Linked DNA regions of Homo sapiens: region 1 is linked to region 2. Evidence: chromatin loops called from intact Hi-C (ENCODE). Cell type or tissue: PC-9. All regions are shown on one strand. Region 1 overlaps SND1 (staphylococcal nuclease and tudor domain containing 1). Region 2 overlaps SND1 (staphylococcal nuclease and tudor domain containing 1).

The links. Hi-C counts contacts between places; a loop is a spot of excess contacts. Peaks named below come from ENCODE experiments on the same cell type or tissue, not always from the same donor. Only the 100,000 strongest peaks of a DNase experiment are listed, where the experiment ranks them.
Region 1: a loop joins it to region 2, with 2.5 times the contacts of the local background. A loop is called at or near these places in 2 of 110 quality-filtered maps.

The regions. Positions count from the first base shown.
Region 1 is chr7:127,982,086-127,986,085 of GRCh38, forward strand. All of the region lies in intron 15 of SND1 (staphylococcal nuclease and tudor domain containing 1), which reads left to right. Among named protein-coding and RNA genes, the nearest start is that of SND1-IT1, 13 kb to the right of the region's middle. In PC-9, no CTCF peak of the experiment used is centred here; a DNase peak (open chromatin) is centred at 1,976.
Region 2 is chr7:128,045,014-128,049,013 of GRCh38, forward strand. All of the region lies in intron 16 of SND1 (staphylococcal nuclease and tudor domain containing 1), which reads left to right. LOC124901743 (a long non-coding RNA gene) reads right to left here. Exons shown (of 2, transcript XR_007060515.1): 2 at 2,460-4,000. Among named protein-coding and RNA genes, the nearest start is that of LRRC4, 16 kb to the left of the region's middle. In PC-9, no CTCF peak of the experiment used is centred here; no DNase peak of the experiment used is centred here.

The sequences.
Region 1 (4,000 bases), 63 kb before region 2:
ATCTACCATTAACAGGCGAACAACTATTATGACTTGTATCAGAAACTTAAGGCATGTTTAACAGCCAAGCACCGCACTTCCTGTCTGTAGATGCTTCTCTTCTCTTCCCCTTCCTTTCTTCAAAGAGAGCTGCAGTTTCCATTGCATTGTGAAGACTTGGTTTTCTTGTTCCAATTCCAAATTAACTTCAGTGCCTGGTCTTTCAACAAATGCATCAAACATTACAAAATCCGAACAACCTAATAAAAGTCTATCCTAAAAAATTGGAGCTGTGACTAAAAACAGCTTCAGTCTCAGCTTCTGCCCAGTTCTGACTCCCCTGACTACAATTAGGTATTTGATCCCTTTAATTAGGATCCCTTCATTCTTCTTTTATCCCTTTATTCTGATCATTGAAAGAGCTTTAGCAGTGACATGTTCCAAAATTGGTCCACAAGATCCTACCTCCCCTGAGGTAACAAAGTAGGAGTTTAGAGAACAAGGGAGAGAATAAAGAATTTGAGAGAATGCAAAATCTTTGTTTTACTTCTAAACCTTTTAGTACAAACTGTAGCCTCATATCATGAAGAACGAACTCTTGGGAACCAACTGGTCTGCCATTTCCCTTTTTCTTTGGGCCATTTTAGGAATGTGGAAATATACGCCCTAAGTGAGATGGTGTGCAGTTTTCAATAGTGAACTGATTCATTGACATCGTTTGCAACCTGAGCCATCCAAATTCTTTCTACTTTAAAGCTTATGAGCAAGAAGTACAAGTTTTTGGTGTATGAGCTATTACAGGTCTGAGAAGCAATGGCATGAACTGATTTGGCTTTGTATGTTATTTAAGTGATAACTACATTCCTTAAAATTAGGCAGATGGTCTGTCTGACTCTACCTTTCATGTTGATGGTTAAAAGTTCTTGATTTTGTTCTTGATACTTAAGGAGGGAATACCTGTCTATATATTGTTGGCGCTGAAGAATTTTTGAAATCGGCCTGGACAAACTTAAAAGTGTTGCTTTTCTCAGCCTTTATACGGAGTTTAAGTATCTTACAGTCTATGTGTAGTGGGGCTTTTTACAATTTTGTTTTGTTTTTTGGTGGGAAGAAGGGTGGTATGGGAAAGTATAGAAATGGAACTAATTGAGTCTAGGGGTAAAAAACTGCTGGGAGCCTGTGGATTATAAATCGAGTAGCTGCAGCAGCAGGTACTCAGGCAGAGGTATGGGAGTGCAGTCAGTGGGACAGGAAGCTTGTTTTGGTGTTCTGTGTCTTGTCCTTGACAATGACTCCAGGGGACCAAGTGCAGTCTATAGAAAGGAGAGGTGTCCATAGTTTCCTATCTGGAAAACTTTTACAGCATTCCTGCCTGGGGTCTTAAAGACTAGAAAGGAAGATGAAAACTAGATGAGATACTCTTGCCTCCTGTTCCTCTCCCCACTGTCCACCCCCTACATCTGCACTGAGCACCCCTTTATCTGCTAGCTAGGTATGTGGCTAGGGAGATAAACCCTGTTTTGTTGTGAAAGTTCCATCAAAACTGCCATTTTGTCTCCCCCATCGTTTGATCAACAAAAATTGTGTTGAAATTTCAGGGAGCATTATTTAAAGCAGAGGTATTGAATATTCAATATTCAATAATATTGAATATTATTAATTTGCCTAAATATATAAAATGAAATCACAATTCACTGGCCTGGGCTCCTCACTGTAAGCAGAGGAGTGGACTTAGTGACCATCTTTCAGCTTTAAGACTGAATAACATTTTCCCTTCCATTGGGAAACTTATTTATATCCCAGTAGTCATCCCCACACTAAGTTTTTCCGATATGGCGTCCAGATTTTATTTCCCCTAATAATTACACCCCCTGTTTTCAGGCTAGGCATTCTCCCTCCTTTCTTGTGTTTACACCTTTCAAATATTTGCAGATTGTTATCCTGTCACCCTCTTAGTCACCGCTTAGCTGAGCTGTACAAATTTAGCACCTTTTATCTTCCCTTTAAAGGCAGGTCTCCACGCCCCTGAGTCATTTTCCCCTGCTCTCTTTAAGTGTGCTCCAGTTTTCTGCATTTCCATGTGGCCACATAACTTTCCTAGAATTGAACATAGGTCATGAGTGAGAATTGTTTTCCTCCTTTGGCATGTCAGAAGCTAAACATTTCTGCTATGCTCCAGCCTCAGGTCTCTCTGACATAGCTGGTCAGTGTTGACCACTTCAACTCTGTAGTTAAACCACGTTCTCTAAATGTGCCAATTTAAAGACCAGTGGGGTAAAAGGGTGTAGCTATGCTATACTTTGTTTAATCCTTGAAGTGTTATATAACCATGGGAAAGTGGGATGTATGTAGTTATGGATTCTGTTGGCCCCTTTCCTGGTATTTGCATAAAACACCTCTGTTCTCCAGGTGTGTCAGACTAAACCTCATCTCAGCTCTGCGCCCTGACAGTTCATCAACCATCTCTTTCTCTGTGTGTTTACGTTTTTCAGAACTATTTTTCACTAATATTCATTCAACATTTATTGAGCGTCTCCAATGCCACTGTGTGCTACATAGTATGTTAAGTGCTGGAAAGATTAAAATCTGAATATGACACAGTGCCTGCCCTAAGATGCACTGTTTTTGTTATAGTTTTAGTTTTAGTTTGGTTGAAAGTACCAGATCCTCACAGATTGGCTTACAGTGTCAGTGAGGGGAGAGAGCAGAGGAATATCCATGAAAATCTAATAGGAGCCTAGGTAGGGTCAGGTGTCACAGATCCTGGAACCTGAGGTGATTCTGAGTCTGAGACTGCTCCAGGGACCTCACTGTAGATCTCCAGTGTTAATGTCAGTTCGTCCCCTCTGCTTATTGCCTCCTTCCTCTGGCTCCTGCGGGGATTGTGTTTTAAACACTGCTCAGTTCAAATTCCAGAAGGAGACTCTTATTGGTTCACCTGGCATCTGCCATTTCTATTTGAATAGAGCTGTTTTTCCTATTGCTGGCCTGACTGCACATTTGCTACCCTTGAAGCTGCTACAGCACCACTCCCTCCCTCTCTGCCATTCCCCACCTTCTGCACTGACTTCCCATTCCCAGCTTGTGGTGTGCGGAGAGAACAGAGGTCATGTGCTAAAAAGCATAGCTGCCCGAGGCTGTCTCCTTAGTGAGGGATGTGTCCTGTTAAGCCCCGTGATTGAGTTGTCCACTACATTCTGCCAATAGCTTCCTAGCCATACATGCACTTCTAGCCCGGGCTAGAGTGCAGTGGTACAATCTCAGCTCACTGCAACCTCCACTTCTGGAATTCAAGTGGTTCTCCTGCCTCAGCCTCCTGAGTAGCTGGCCCTACAGGCGCACACCACCACACCCTGCCAATTTTTGTATTTTTAGTAGAGGCGGGGTTTCACCATCTTGGCCAGGCTGGTCTCAAACTCCTGACCTCAAGTGATCCGCCTGCCTTGGCCTCCCAGAGTGCTGGGATTACAGGCTTCAGCCACTGTGCCCGGCCATGTACTATTTCTTAACATTATGCAACATATAGGCCAAATGGCAAATCCAGTCACCAATAACATACCTTTTACAATAGTAGAGTAAAATAATCTTTCCTAGCTGGTAACTAACTTCATGAGCACAAAGTGTTTTCATCATTGAATCCTCATCTTCCACAACAATCCTCATCTTCCTGGCCCAGAGTAGACATTGACAAGCATTAGTTCAATGGAGAGTAGAGGTCTGCTAGATGAGCTGGTGGATTTTTCAGTGTACCCCGTGGACAGAAGGCAGGTTCTGCATGCCTCCTGTGCCACTGTGATGTCTGATGCAGTAGTGAGAACACAGCGGGCATGCAGTAGACACCGTTGACTAATCCTTCAAACTGTTTTTTGTTTCCACTTGAGTTTTGTCTCCTTCAGCTAATGCCTGGTCTCTTAGTGGTGGAATAAGTGCCACTGGGAAGCTGTCACATACTTCCAGCTAAGGCCAATTTGTCACACTTCCCTTAGCTCCCACTGCCCAATAAAGGAAAAAGTGAACACAT
Region 2 (4,000 bases):
CAGATTTATGGCTATGAATTGAGAAGCTTGCACATAGATAGCGTGGAAACTAGAGGCAGATACGAGCTGATGGGAGAAAAAAGCAAAAGGAGCTCTTGTAAAGAATTGGAGTAGTTATCAGGCCAGATATTTGGATCAGAACCAGTTAAGAACCTGAAAACGCCAACTTTCTGTTTCTTGACTTCACAACTGTGCTGGGCTGCCTGTTCCCTCTTTTCCAGAACAGTTTTCCATGGACCCTGGCTGTGCCTCCTCCCCACCCCACCCAGTGGCTGCCCCCAGAATAGAGTTCTAAGCCATGCTCCAGCCCTCTGGGTGGCATCCTTTGCTAAGAGGGCTCTCTCCTGTCATCAGCAGTCCCTATGGCCTCCATCCTGTCAGTTCTTATTAGACAGCTCTTCTGCTCTACATCAAGGAGCCTGAGAGACTGGAATAAAGGACAGAGATGGGTTTGGGGCACAGAGCAACCCATGCCACTCCTACCCTGTGATGCAGAAATATTAGGGGGATTCAGCCACCTAATATTTTCTGGAAGTGGAAAAAGACATATGTAACTGTGGTAAAGACTCATGGGTCACTTTAGGCTATATGTGTTTTATGCTGCAGCACTAGAACATAGGAGCAGCTTAAATAATCAGATTTATCATCTCACATAAAATGTCAGTCCCTAAGTAGGACAGCTCCAGGGGAGGGGTGGTTGGTTTAACTAAGATATGTCCCCAGGTCAGAATCAGGCACCTTGGTTTTTTCCCTCTTTCTATGCTGCCATTCTCTCCCCATGACCACAAGTACCTTTCTTGGCTGCAAGATGATTGCCATAGCTCTAGGCATTGCATGCTCATACACCAATCGACAAAGGCAGGAGAAGCATAGTTTCTTGTTTTGTGCCTTTTTAAAAGTTTAAAAAGAAAAAAATCCTTCCCCACAAGCATCTCAGCTGACTTCCTTTTACAACTGATTATCCAGATCTGGATGACACATCCACTCCTAAACCACTATGTGAAACCAGGAAAGGGAACTCTTTTCCTCCACCCCAATGATTGGCTGAGACTAGGGATTTGGAGGAGCCATGAATTTGGATACAGAAAATTTTTCTCCCTGAAGCCAGGGTCTTGCTCTATCAAACAGGCTGAAGTGCAGTGGCACAATCATGGCTCACTGGAGCCTCAAACTCCTGAGCTAAAGCAATCCTCCCAACCTCAGCCTCCTGCCTAGCTGGGACTATAGATGGGTGCCACTATGCCAGGCTAATTGTTTTTATTTTTTGTAGAGATGGGATCCTGCTATGTTGCCCATGCTGGGTTTTTTGGGGTTTTTTGTTTTTTTGGGTTTTTTTTTTGGTTGTTGTTGTGTTTTTTTTTTTTTTTTTTGAGACAGAGTCTCACTCCGTCACGCAGGCCAGAGTGCAGTGGCATGATCTCACCTCACTGCAACCTCCACCTCGGGTTCAAGTGATTCTCCTCCCTCAGCCTCCTAAGTAGCTGGGATTACAGGCATACACCACCAAGCCCAGCTCATTTTTATATTTTTAGTAGACATGGGGTGTCAGCATGTTGGCCAGGCTGGTCTCAAACTCCTAACCTCAAGTGATCTGCCCGCCTTGACCTCCCAAAGTGCTGGGATTACAGACGTGAGCCACTGTGCCCTGCCTCCCATGCTGGTTTAGAACTTCCATCCTCAAGCAGTCCTCCCACCTCAGCCTCCGTTAAGTGCTGGGATTATAGGCATGAGCCACAGCACCTAGCGTGTGTCTTTATTTGTATTAACTGCTAAGACTAACTATTTCCTTTGAATATGAATTAAGCAGCAAATCAAAGTAAAACTAATTTATCTATTCATCACCAATAGAAATAAAGAATATATTCATATCATATTACAGTAATTGTAGGAATTTCAGAATATTGTTTACTCTTACCACTTCTTTGAAAGTATAGTAGTTTTTAGAGCTGATGTTAGATCTCTTAGTGTGTTGATAAAGAAATACATGTACTTATATCCTGATTTTGATGGGTTTTTATAAATATTTTCATAATTTTCACTATAATTGGTTTCCTTTGCAATCCTATATATTTCATGCATGTAAAAAGATTATTATTTAAAGGGGTCCATAGGCTACCCTCAACTGCCAGAGGGGTCCATGGCACAAAAAATGACTTATACCAGTCAGCATTTTCCTGAGTCACATACGAGAAAAAAGGATGGGCACCTGCCAGCAGGGAGAAGGTGGAAATGGCTGTTGATCAGGCAACCCGTGGACCTTTCCACAGTGAGTGCCTGTGGACTCAGGCAGCCTAAGTGCCACTCAGTGGTCCCTTCCCTGCTATTGCCCAGCTCCATTTACAGCAGGATCTTCCAAACTTCAGATATTTTTATACCATGCCTGTGCTTTAGCCAAATCCAGGTACCACTGATTATTTCACTAATATTTTTCTTCAAATCACTCTGTTCTTTCTGAAATCTCTTTTTTAAAGGAAGCTTTATTAAATGGAAAAATACCACTTACCATAAATGAAAGGAAATCTTAAAAATAAACACATAGAATACAGAACAGTGTTGGTGAATTCTGGCTAAATCCTATTTGCCTGTAAGGCTCTGCTCCTCTTTTGTGAAAGAGATACTAAAGACAGATTAGCGGCAAACTAAGACATAATCAGAGTTGAGAGATCTTTGAAAAGGGTATAACTTAGTTTGTGGTTTCCATTTTGTGCCCCGTCATTGACCCAGCTAAAATAATTCAGTCCCTGGGCAGGTTTAAGATAGACTCCTTGTTTTACAGACTAGTGACCCACCTACAAAGGAAATGAGTTTTGTATGACTTATTGTTTATGAACCTGCATCTTTTTTTTTTTTTGAGACGAAATTTCGCTCTTATTGCCCAGGCTAGAGTGCAATGGTGTGATCTCGGCTCACTGCAACCTCGGCCTCCCGGGTTCAAACAATTCTCCTGCCTCAGCCTCCCGAGTAGCTGGGACTACAGGCGCCCACCATCATGCCCGGCTAATTTTTGTATTTTTGGTAGAGACAGGGTTTCACCATGTTGGCCAGGCTGGTCTCGATCTCCTGACCTCGTGATCCACCCGTCTTAGCCTCCCAAAGTGCTGGGATTACAGGCATGAGCCACCGCACCCGACTGTCTTCTTCCTTGTTCTTATCTGGACTTCAGAGAATGCAAGAGGCAGAAGCTCTGGGAGACCCTGAGACCACAGCCTCAATTTCCAGGCTCCGAATTGGAACTGGCAGTGATTTTTTTTCTTTTTTTTTTTTTTTTCCAATTCAGGAAAACTTGTTGAGAAAGACAGGCTGACATTTGCTGACTACGCTTTGCAGACTTTCTCCTTAAGCTCTGTTAGTTGTGCATGTTTACACATTGAGTGTGCCTTGTGGGCATTTGTGGGCATGTTTGCATGTGAGTGTGCTGTGATGCCAGAGCAGGCCTCATGTATGACGCCTCAATTTAGTCACTTTTCTTAATGGTTTGAAACGACAAATGTTACTGTCTTTGAGTTAAGTGGTTCAATTAGCACTGATTGGAAAGAGTGGGATGAACTGGGAAAAACACGCAGCCTGTTTGGTAACAGCCTTGGGACGGGAGAGAGGGAAGGTGTTACCCCTGAAAACAGCTTCTCAGTGGTGGCCTGTCCAGCTGCAGTGGCTGTGGAGAGTGCTGCTGGGACCAGTTTTTGTTTTGGAGGGCGAGACGGCAGAAAGCTATTAGAAAAGGGGCCACAGGGAGCTCTCAAGTGATGCAGGGTATATGTGTATCATCCCTGCTGCTGTAAGAGATCCTCAGTTCTCCAAATAAAATATTCATCACTCCCCCATGTGTCTTCTCTACCCCACTGGCTCTTCTGCAGTGCACTTTCAGTGAGTAGAGAGAGAATGGTCCCTCTGGTTTACAGCTCCTTCTTCCAGCTGTTCACACGGGTGTTTGTCTGATCTGTCTTCCTGTCTCCAAAAGAGCAGGACTGTTAGCAGCATTACAGAGCCTTTTGGAGCTCCT